2 separate regions of the Homo sapiens genome follow, and region 1 is linked to region 2. Evidence: read pairs that join two places in POLR2A ChIA-PET (ENCODE). Cell type or tissue: OCI-LY7. All regions are shown on one strand.

Evidence for each region. ChIA-PET counts read pairs that join two places held together with the same protein. Peaks named below come from ENCODE experiments on the same cell type or tissue, not always from the same donor. Only the 100,000 strongest peaks of a DNase experiment are listed, where the experiment ranks them.
Region 1: POLR2A ChIA-PET joins it to region 2 with 6 read pairs; 2 of 35 experiments call an interaction of 5 or more read pairs at or near these places.

The regions. Positions count from the first base shown.
Region 1 is chr12:101,669,353-101,673,352 of GRCh38, reverse strand. MYBPC1 (myosin binding protein C1) reads right to left here. Exons shown (of 32, transcript NM_002465.4): 24 at 2,944-3,032. Among named protein-coding and RNA genes, the nearest start is that of CHPT1, 26 kb to the left of the region's middle. In OCI-LY7, CTCF peaks have their summits at 2,939 and 3,138; DNase peaks (open chromatin) are centred at 1,792 and 3,132; H3K4me3 peaks cover 759 bases; H3K27ac peaks cover 977 bases.
Region 2 is chr12:101,852,871-101,856,870 of GRCh38, reverse strand. No RefSeq gene overlaps it. Among named protein-coding and RNA genes, the nearest start is that of DRAM1, 23 kb to the left of the region's middle. RefSeq lists cis regulatory regions at 933-1,609, 1,862-2,079 and an enhancer at 1,589-2,088. In OCI-LY7, no CTCF peak of the experiment used is centred here; DNase peaks (open chromatin) are centred at 70 and 1,950; H3K4me3 peaks cover 536 bases; H3K27ac peaks cover 1,443 bases.

The DNA.
Region 1 (4,000 bases), 180 kb after region 2:
GACAGTGGCTTAACCCATTCTAGGCAGGGCTGGAAAATACCACCCTTCTAGTCTGGTGGTGAGCAATTACAGCAGCAAAGCTGTAATCTGTATTTTATGTGCAAGGCACTACCTTAGGTACATAACATTGATTATTTTCCTTAATCTTCACATCAAGCTTATCATTATCCTCATTTTTTGGATAGAGAAGTTAAATAATTTGTCCAAGGTCCTGCAGTTAGGTAAGCACTGGAACCAGGTCTCCCAGCTGGGTCTCCTAGTCTCCAAAAGCCTGCACAACACAGGATAATTGTTAAGAGCATGGGCTCTGGGGCCCTGGAATCTATGTCTAGCTCCTGACCACTTAACGTCTGTGTGACCCTGGGCAAGTTACTAAGCTTTCTGTGCCTCAACGGGAATAATGGTAGTACCTATCTCAAAGAGTGGTTATAAAGATTAAAGTGCTGAGAAAGCTTCTGCCCAATACATAAGTTTTTGTAGTTAATATCATCTAAATTTTTTTTTTTGACAGAGTTTGGCTCTTGTCGCCCAGGCTGGAGTGCAGTGGCACAATCTTGGCTCACTGCAACCTCCACCTCCTGGGTTCAAGGGATTCTCCTGCTCACCCTCCCAAGTACTTGGGTTTACAGGCACGCACCACCATGCTTGGCTAATTTTTTTAGTTGTTAGTAGAAACAGGGTTTCACCAAGTTGGCCAGGCTGGTCTTGAACTCCTGACCTCATGTGATTCACACGCCTCAGCCTTCCAAAGTGCTGGGATTATGGGTGTGAGCCACCGTGCCCGGCCAATATCATCTAAATGTTAATGATTACTATTCTACTGTCCTGTGCTGCTCATTTTAGACTTGTCTAGAATTCTCTCTCTGTTCCCTCTCGCTGTTGAAACTATTCTTTAAGAGCAGAATTTAAGAAATCATAATCCCATTCATGAACCTGAGTTTCCATTTCTATTACAAAGGAATTTCCTAGAATCCCCAAGCATCCAGGCGTACCCTGGCAGACAGGAACCAAGCATGAATTCTGTCAGGTAAGGCACAGCTTTCCTGTGGGCTCTGAACATGGCTAGGTTATAATAAGAGATGTAGAGCTACACACCAAACCCCTGCTTCAGAGCCTGAAGAGTGGTTGGGGATGCTCAGACTCACACATGGGAAGCAGAGAACGACGTTGTTGAAGATAGGGAAAAACAGTTCAAGCTTATTTCCTTAAATGTACAACTTGCTGTTAGCCACTAGGGAAAAATGTGGGTTCTCTAATAATATACAGAGTGGAAAAAACCACTGAATTAAGTGACCGGGCCATGGACTCTGTTCTTGGCCCTACCATTGACTTTCTGTGTGACATTGGGCAAGTCACTTAACTTCCCTTTCAGTTTCTTCCCTTCTCAAGCAAGGTAAGGAAATCTGGCCTTCCTGCCTCACAGGGTGTTTCTGAGGATCAAATGAGAAAATGTTTGCGAACTCTAGAGATTACACAAATATACAAACATCACACTTTGGTCTCATCTCCCTTCCTGGGGGCTGAACAGTCTCTGGGATGCCAGATCTATGCGGTCCCTGTTCTCATGATTTTTTCTCTCTCAGACTCAGTGACAGAAGCTGAACACGCAGACCCCCAGATCTGGGAACTGGGATTAGTTGTGGTGGCAGGAACGATGTGGAGGCTTGAGGGCTGACTCAGCAGCCCCAGTGCAGGGTTGGGGCTGGGTCCCCAATACCTGCCTTGTTGCCACTTCTGGTTTTATTTGATGCTGCAAGAGAAGGAAAGTGAGAAGAACCTTGCCAAGCCACCCACTTCCTCCTGGGCTGTGTTCTGCTTCACTTCCTCCTTGGCTTTCATTCTGATTTCATGCCGGGGGTATGTAGTACACAATGTCTCTCCTTAGGTTTGCACCCGGAGTGCAATGAGGATGGCCTGAATTGGCCATCCCTTTAGTTTGGTTTCATGGGAGCCTGGGTTTGAACAGAGTTCTCTCTGTGTGTGCATGTGTGCATGTGTGAGTGTGTGTGTGTGAGTGTGTGTGTGTGTGTGTGTGTGTGTGTATATGAGTGTCAAATGTGTGTAGAGACCTACATTCTAAGGCCAGGCTGGCTGATACGATAGCCACAAGGTACACGTGGCTATTTAAATTAAAATTAATTAAAATTGAAGAAAATTAAAAATTTATTTCTCCAGTCACACTAGTTCCTAGTTACACGTTTCAAGTGCTCAACAGCCACATGTGGCTAGTGGCTACCATATTGGACAGCATTGATATAGAACATTTCTAACATTGAAGAAAGTTCTATTGAACAGCACTGTCTGGAGGTGTCATATGAATAGGGAGTTGGAGAGTAAGGGTTGGGAGGTGCAGGGTGTGTGTGTGTATTTGTATAAGACCAAAATTGACTATTGTAAGTAAAGACTAGTGAATTTTGTGAAGAACAGATTCTTTTGCTGGAACAATGATTTAATATTGTTCATATATTTCAGTTAGTGTCATCGTTATTTCAAATTTCAGTTGTCCCCCTTATTGAAATTATTTTGGTTTGGGGTCATTGTGGGAACTAAGCACACACTGTTTTCCTGAATGTTACACTGAGAGCTTCACTTAAAATGATGGGTTTTACAAACGTATAGGACCAAAAGAGTCTTCAAGCATTTCTTCATTTGGTATCTCCTTGATGTTTCTTCCCTGCCCACCATAGTCGCTGAGCTTCAGGCAAGACTATATCTCATTTGTCTCATGCAGAAAGAAAATCTGTGATGGTTTCTATAGATTTCTCTATTTTGACAGCAGGAGATTGCTTAATCATTCTCCAATACTCTTTCATTCTTTATTTACCTCCTCTCCCTCTGAGGAAATCCTGAATCATGATGAACTTAAATGCTAGAGTACCTCTTCCCACTTCCTAAACTAATCCAGCCCTCTAAAGAGAAAAAGAGCGACCCTTGAACTCTTACCTGGAAAGGTATAACCAGATTGACAGCTTCTCCAACTCTGCGGATATAGGTTTGCTTCAGGTGTCTTGGAATGCGAATCTTTGGAGGTTCTGAGAGAGGGTAAAATAGCACAATTTTGCAATCAGTCTGGTGTCTGAAAATAGCCTTACAAAAGCAAAATGGCATGATGCTCACCAGCGTACCCTTGTGGCATATCTCTGCAATAAACTCTGAGATGTGCCACTAACAGACGATATATAGTAACTGGTTCAAAATGTGTGTGTGTGTGTGTGTGTGTGTGTGTGTGGTTTCCACACAGAGATGTTTTAACAGTTTGACTCAGCAAAATTTATCCCTGACATCCTTGGCTTTATTGCAACTTTGTATTTTTATTGTTGTAATAAGCCTAAAGCAACTTTATAGAAAAATACATTTTCTCTTAGGGCCTTATACATACTATGCATACTTTTCATAGTTTCTTTTTTTTTTTCTTTTTTTTTTTCAGAGAGTCTCTCTCTGTCGCCCAGGCTGGAGTGCAGTGGCATTGCTCACTGCAACCTCCGCCTCCTGGGTTCAAGCGATTCTCATGTCTCAGCCTCCCAAGTAGCTGAGACTACAGGCACATGCCACCACGCCTGGCTAATTTTTGTATTTTTAGTAGAGATGGGATTTTGCCATGTTGGCCAGGCTAGTCTCAAACTTGTGACCTCAGGTGATCCACCTGCCTTAGTCTCCCAAAGTGCTGGGATTACCGGCATGAGCCACCGCGTCTGGCCAGTTATTCATAGTTTCTAACAGTGAGTATATTTGCAAGGGAACATTCCACGAAAGATCTATAGGCACCACATTAGCTGGGAGGACTGTCCATTCTTCCTTACCAGAAAAAAACAAAATGTTAGCACCCAGCACTTGCTATTTAGGTGACTCTGTTGGAGTTCGACAGTAACTTTCTCCCTGTGTGACTGTGGTGAAGTACATAATAGGCAACCCTGGCCCACTGTGTATTAATATTCATTAATTAAACATCATGAAGATACTAGAGCATGTCACTGCAAATCCATCAGGAGCAGGGAGTCAA
Region 2 (4,000 bases):
GACCAGCCTGGCCAACAGGGTGAAACCCCATCTCTACTAAAAATACACAAATTAGCCATGCGTGGTGTTGTGCACCTGTAGTCCCAGCTTTCAGGAGGCTGTGGCAGGAGAATCACTTGAGCCCGGGAGGTGGAGGTTGCAGTGAGCTGAGATCACGCTACTACACTCTAGCCTGGGTGACAGAGCAAGACATCATCTTTGAAAAAAAAAAAAGAATTAAAATAAGAAAAGTCTTATTTAAGATTGGCTCAAATTACTCATCAGCAGACCAAAATCTGAAGCATTAAGTATTCTGATTACTTTTTTATGTTTATTTTTTATAAACAGGTCTTTGTGGCAGAATGCATTCCAATTCCTATCAAGTGCAGTTTTCAGTGCTTTTGCTCAATTCTGTCGTTATTATGTCATCATTAATATGTATTGAGCTCCAATGTTTCAATATCAAAATTTAAATATTATGTGTTAGCCTGTTCTCATGCTGCTGTAAGGACATATCTGAGCCTGTGTAATTTATAAAGGAAAGAGGTTTAACTGGATCACAGTTCCACAGGGCTTGGGAGGCCTCAGGAAACTTATAATCATGGCAGAAGGGGAAGTAAACATGTCCTTCTTCACATGGTGGCAGCAGGAAGTGCAGAGTGAAGGTGGTGTAGGGGGGACGCTCTTTAAAACCATCAGATCTGGGGAAACTCACTCACTATCACGAGAACAGCATGGGGGTAACTGCCTCCATGATTCAATTACCTTCTACTAGGTCTCTCCCATGACACGTGGGGATTATGGGAACTCTAGTTCAAAATGAGATTTGAGTGGGGACACAGCCAGACCATATCATATATCTTAGCTATGTAAAAACATGTACTCTTGATTTTGTATAATTAATCTAAAAAGAGAAGAGGAGCAGAAGACACTCAAATTTGATAGTTAAAGGGTGATATAAATGTTGTACCTCCCCAAATAGTTTTTTCTCTATAAACTTTTTCCCGTTCTTGCAAACATTCCTCACTTTGGGACTAGGAGATGTTTATTGCCTCAGGGAAAAGAAAGAGAAGAACTAGCTTTAGGTCAAGGAAGAAAAACAAAAATTCTAAAAGGGACGTCTACCCAGAGGGAAGCCTTCCTCTGGTCTAGTGGTGCAGGGTGTAGAAGATGTGCAGGAAGAGATTAGACACCAAGACCCTTGCTTTACACATAGCTCCTTCTCCCTGTTGAAACTCAAGGGGTTGTAGTGATAAGTGTTAGCCAGCTTGCTTTAGGCAGACAGTAAGGGAAGGGTCCCCGGAGAACCTCCCACCCACCCTACAAGTGCTTACACCAGATGTTTTGTGCAGATAAGGGAACTTGCACGGGGAGCTTGCCTAAACATGCCTGCAGTGGAAAATTCCATTCCTTAACACATACACAGTAAGGGAAATAAATCAATATGGAGCTGCTCAGTCCAAGGGCCTGCATCAGCACTGGAAGGACAGGGTGGAGCCACCAGAAATTCATGCCTTAAGCCCTGGTATTCAACTGTGAAGGGGGCAACCAGTAAACTGCTTTCAGGTCCCCTCTTTTTGCTGAGAGCTTTCCTTTCACTTAATAAATTCTGCTCCACTCACTCTTCAAGTGTCTGCATGCCTAATTCTTCCTGGTTGTGAGATGAGAACCCAGACCTAGTGGTGGTAAGGAATAAAAAATCCTGCATCAGTAGCTGATTAGAAAAGTGAAAACCCAGTTTATGTTGAAGAGAGAAAATATATGTAAAGACAGATTTAACCTGACTTCTTGTTTTGAAATGGAGAGAACACCACTGCAGAGTGCACCTAGGCTTACGGTGATGTAATGGTAGCCTAATTAGCCTAATTCAACAGTGCAGACCTCCCTTGATGACTTGGAAGAGAGTCAAAAGACCCCTTTTCAGCATCCTTTTTGGGGAAGTGAAAGGTAATTGAGTGTGACCTGCCATTGGGTCACCATGAGGAAGTGGGTAGACAGGGACCTGATAACCTCTACCACATGTCTGAGGGAGGCAGTGGCTGAGCCTTGAAGGGATGCAAAAGTGAGGTCAAGTCACATTTGTAGATCAATGGGCCCTACCACAACTGATATGGTTTGGCTGTGTCCTCACCCAAATCTCACCTTGAATTGTAATAATCCCCAGGTGTCAAGGGCAGGGACAGGTGGAGATAATTGAATCATAGGGCATTTTCACCCATACTATTCCTGTGGTAGTGAATAAGTCTCTCAAGATCTGATGGTTTTATAAAGGGCAGTTTCCCTGCACAAGCTCTCTTGCCTGCCACTGTGAAAGACATGCCTTTGCTCCTCACTCGTCTACCGCCATGATAGTGAGGCCTCCCAGCCATGCGGAACTGAGTCAACTAAACCTCTTTTCTTTATAAATTACCCAGTCTCAGGTATGTCTTTACTAGCAGTGCGAGAACAGACTAATATACGCCAACCAAGAGGACAGACCAATAGTCATACTGCACACTCTAGCAGCAAATGTCCCCAGTGTCCCAGTGGCTGAGCATAACCAGGGTATCAATACTAAGTTGAGCAAAAACCTTGAAGCCTACAAGGATTCCAAAGCCTATGGAGAGACTCATTTATGGGTAAATGTGCCAAGAGTGCACATGGCTTGCCCATGGAACCCTGACACCTTGAAAAGTAAGAGAAAGAAGGATGAAATGGCTCTGATGTGGAGTTAAATATTAGATTATTTAATATTTACTCAGCAAGAGATAATCTTAACCATCTTGCAGAGACTAACGGACCTTTATTTGACAAGTTTAACTCCTGCGGCATCCTACTTCTCTGCCTTCCTCCTCCCTCAAACCAAATGGAGTTTACTGAGAATGTTTAGATCAATTATAAACAGAGACAAAGGAGTAACAGTTGTGGCCTATGGGAGTTGCGGTATTTAAATTTTTAACCTTATGCTGAGCATGGTGGCTCACACCTATAATCCCAGTATTTTGGGAAGCTGAGGCAGGTGGATCACTTGAGGCCAGGAGTTCGAGACCAGCTGGGCCAACATGGCAAAACCTGTCTCTACTAAAAATACAAAAAAAATTGGCTGGACGTGATGGCTCCTACCTGTAATCCTAGCACTTTGGGAGGCCAAGGCGGGCGGATCACCTGAGGTCAGGAGTTCGAGACCAGCCTGGCCAGCATGGCGAAACCCCGCCTCTACTAAAAATACAAAAATGAGCTGGGCGTGGTGGTGGGGAGCCTGTAATCCCAGCTACTTGGGAGGCTGAGAGAGGAGAATTGCCTGAACCCGGGAGACAGAGGTTGCAGTGAGCAGAGATCGCACCACTGCACTCCAGCCTGGGCAACAAAGAGCGAAACTCTGTCTAAACAAAAAAAAAAAAAAAAAATGAGCTGGGCGTAGGGGTGCAGGCCTGTGATCCCAGCTACTCAGGAGGCTGAGGCAGGAGAATCACTTGAACCTGGGAGGCAGAGGTTGCAGTGAGCTGAGATCACGCCACTGCACTTCAGCCTGGGTGACAGAGGAACACTGTCTCAAAAACTAATAATAATAAAATAACAAAATGAATAAATAAAATTTTAACCTTATAACACTTGCTATGTATCAGGCACCATGCTGAGATCTTTATGTGCATTATCTCATTTGATCCACACAGCAGCCTTGTAAGTTATTATTATACCCATTTTACACATGAGGAAACTGAGACTTAGAAATGATAAGAGGAGACCTGGTATCAAGTCACACTGATTGATTCCAGAGGCTATGTTTTTGATGTTTCCCTGTAGGTCTCTATGTTTTCCCTGTAGGTCAAGTAGGATACTTAATGAAAGAATAAACACTTCAATCATCACTGATTGATTGAGGTTTTATATACCACCCTAAACTTTTATGTCTCTGAAATTCCAAGTGTCATTCATTCATTCAACAAATATTTTTGAGTACTTACTATGTGTCAGTCCCTGGGCTTAGCAATAGGTGTATAATGGTTAATAAACTGCATTTGACAAAATCGGGGTGGTCACC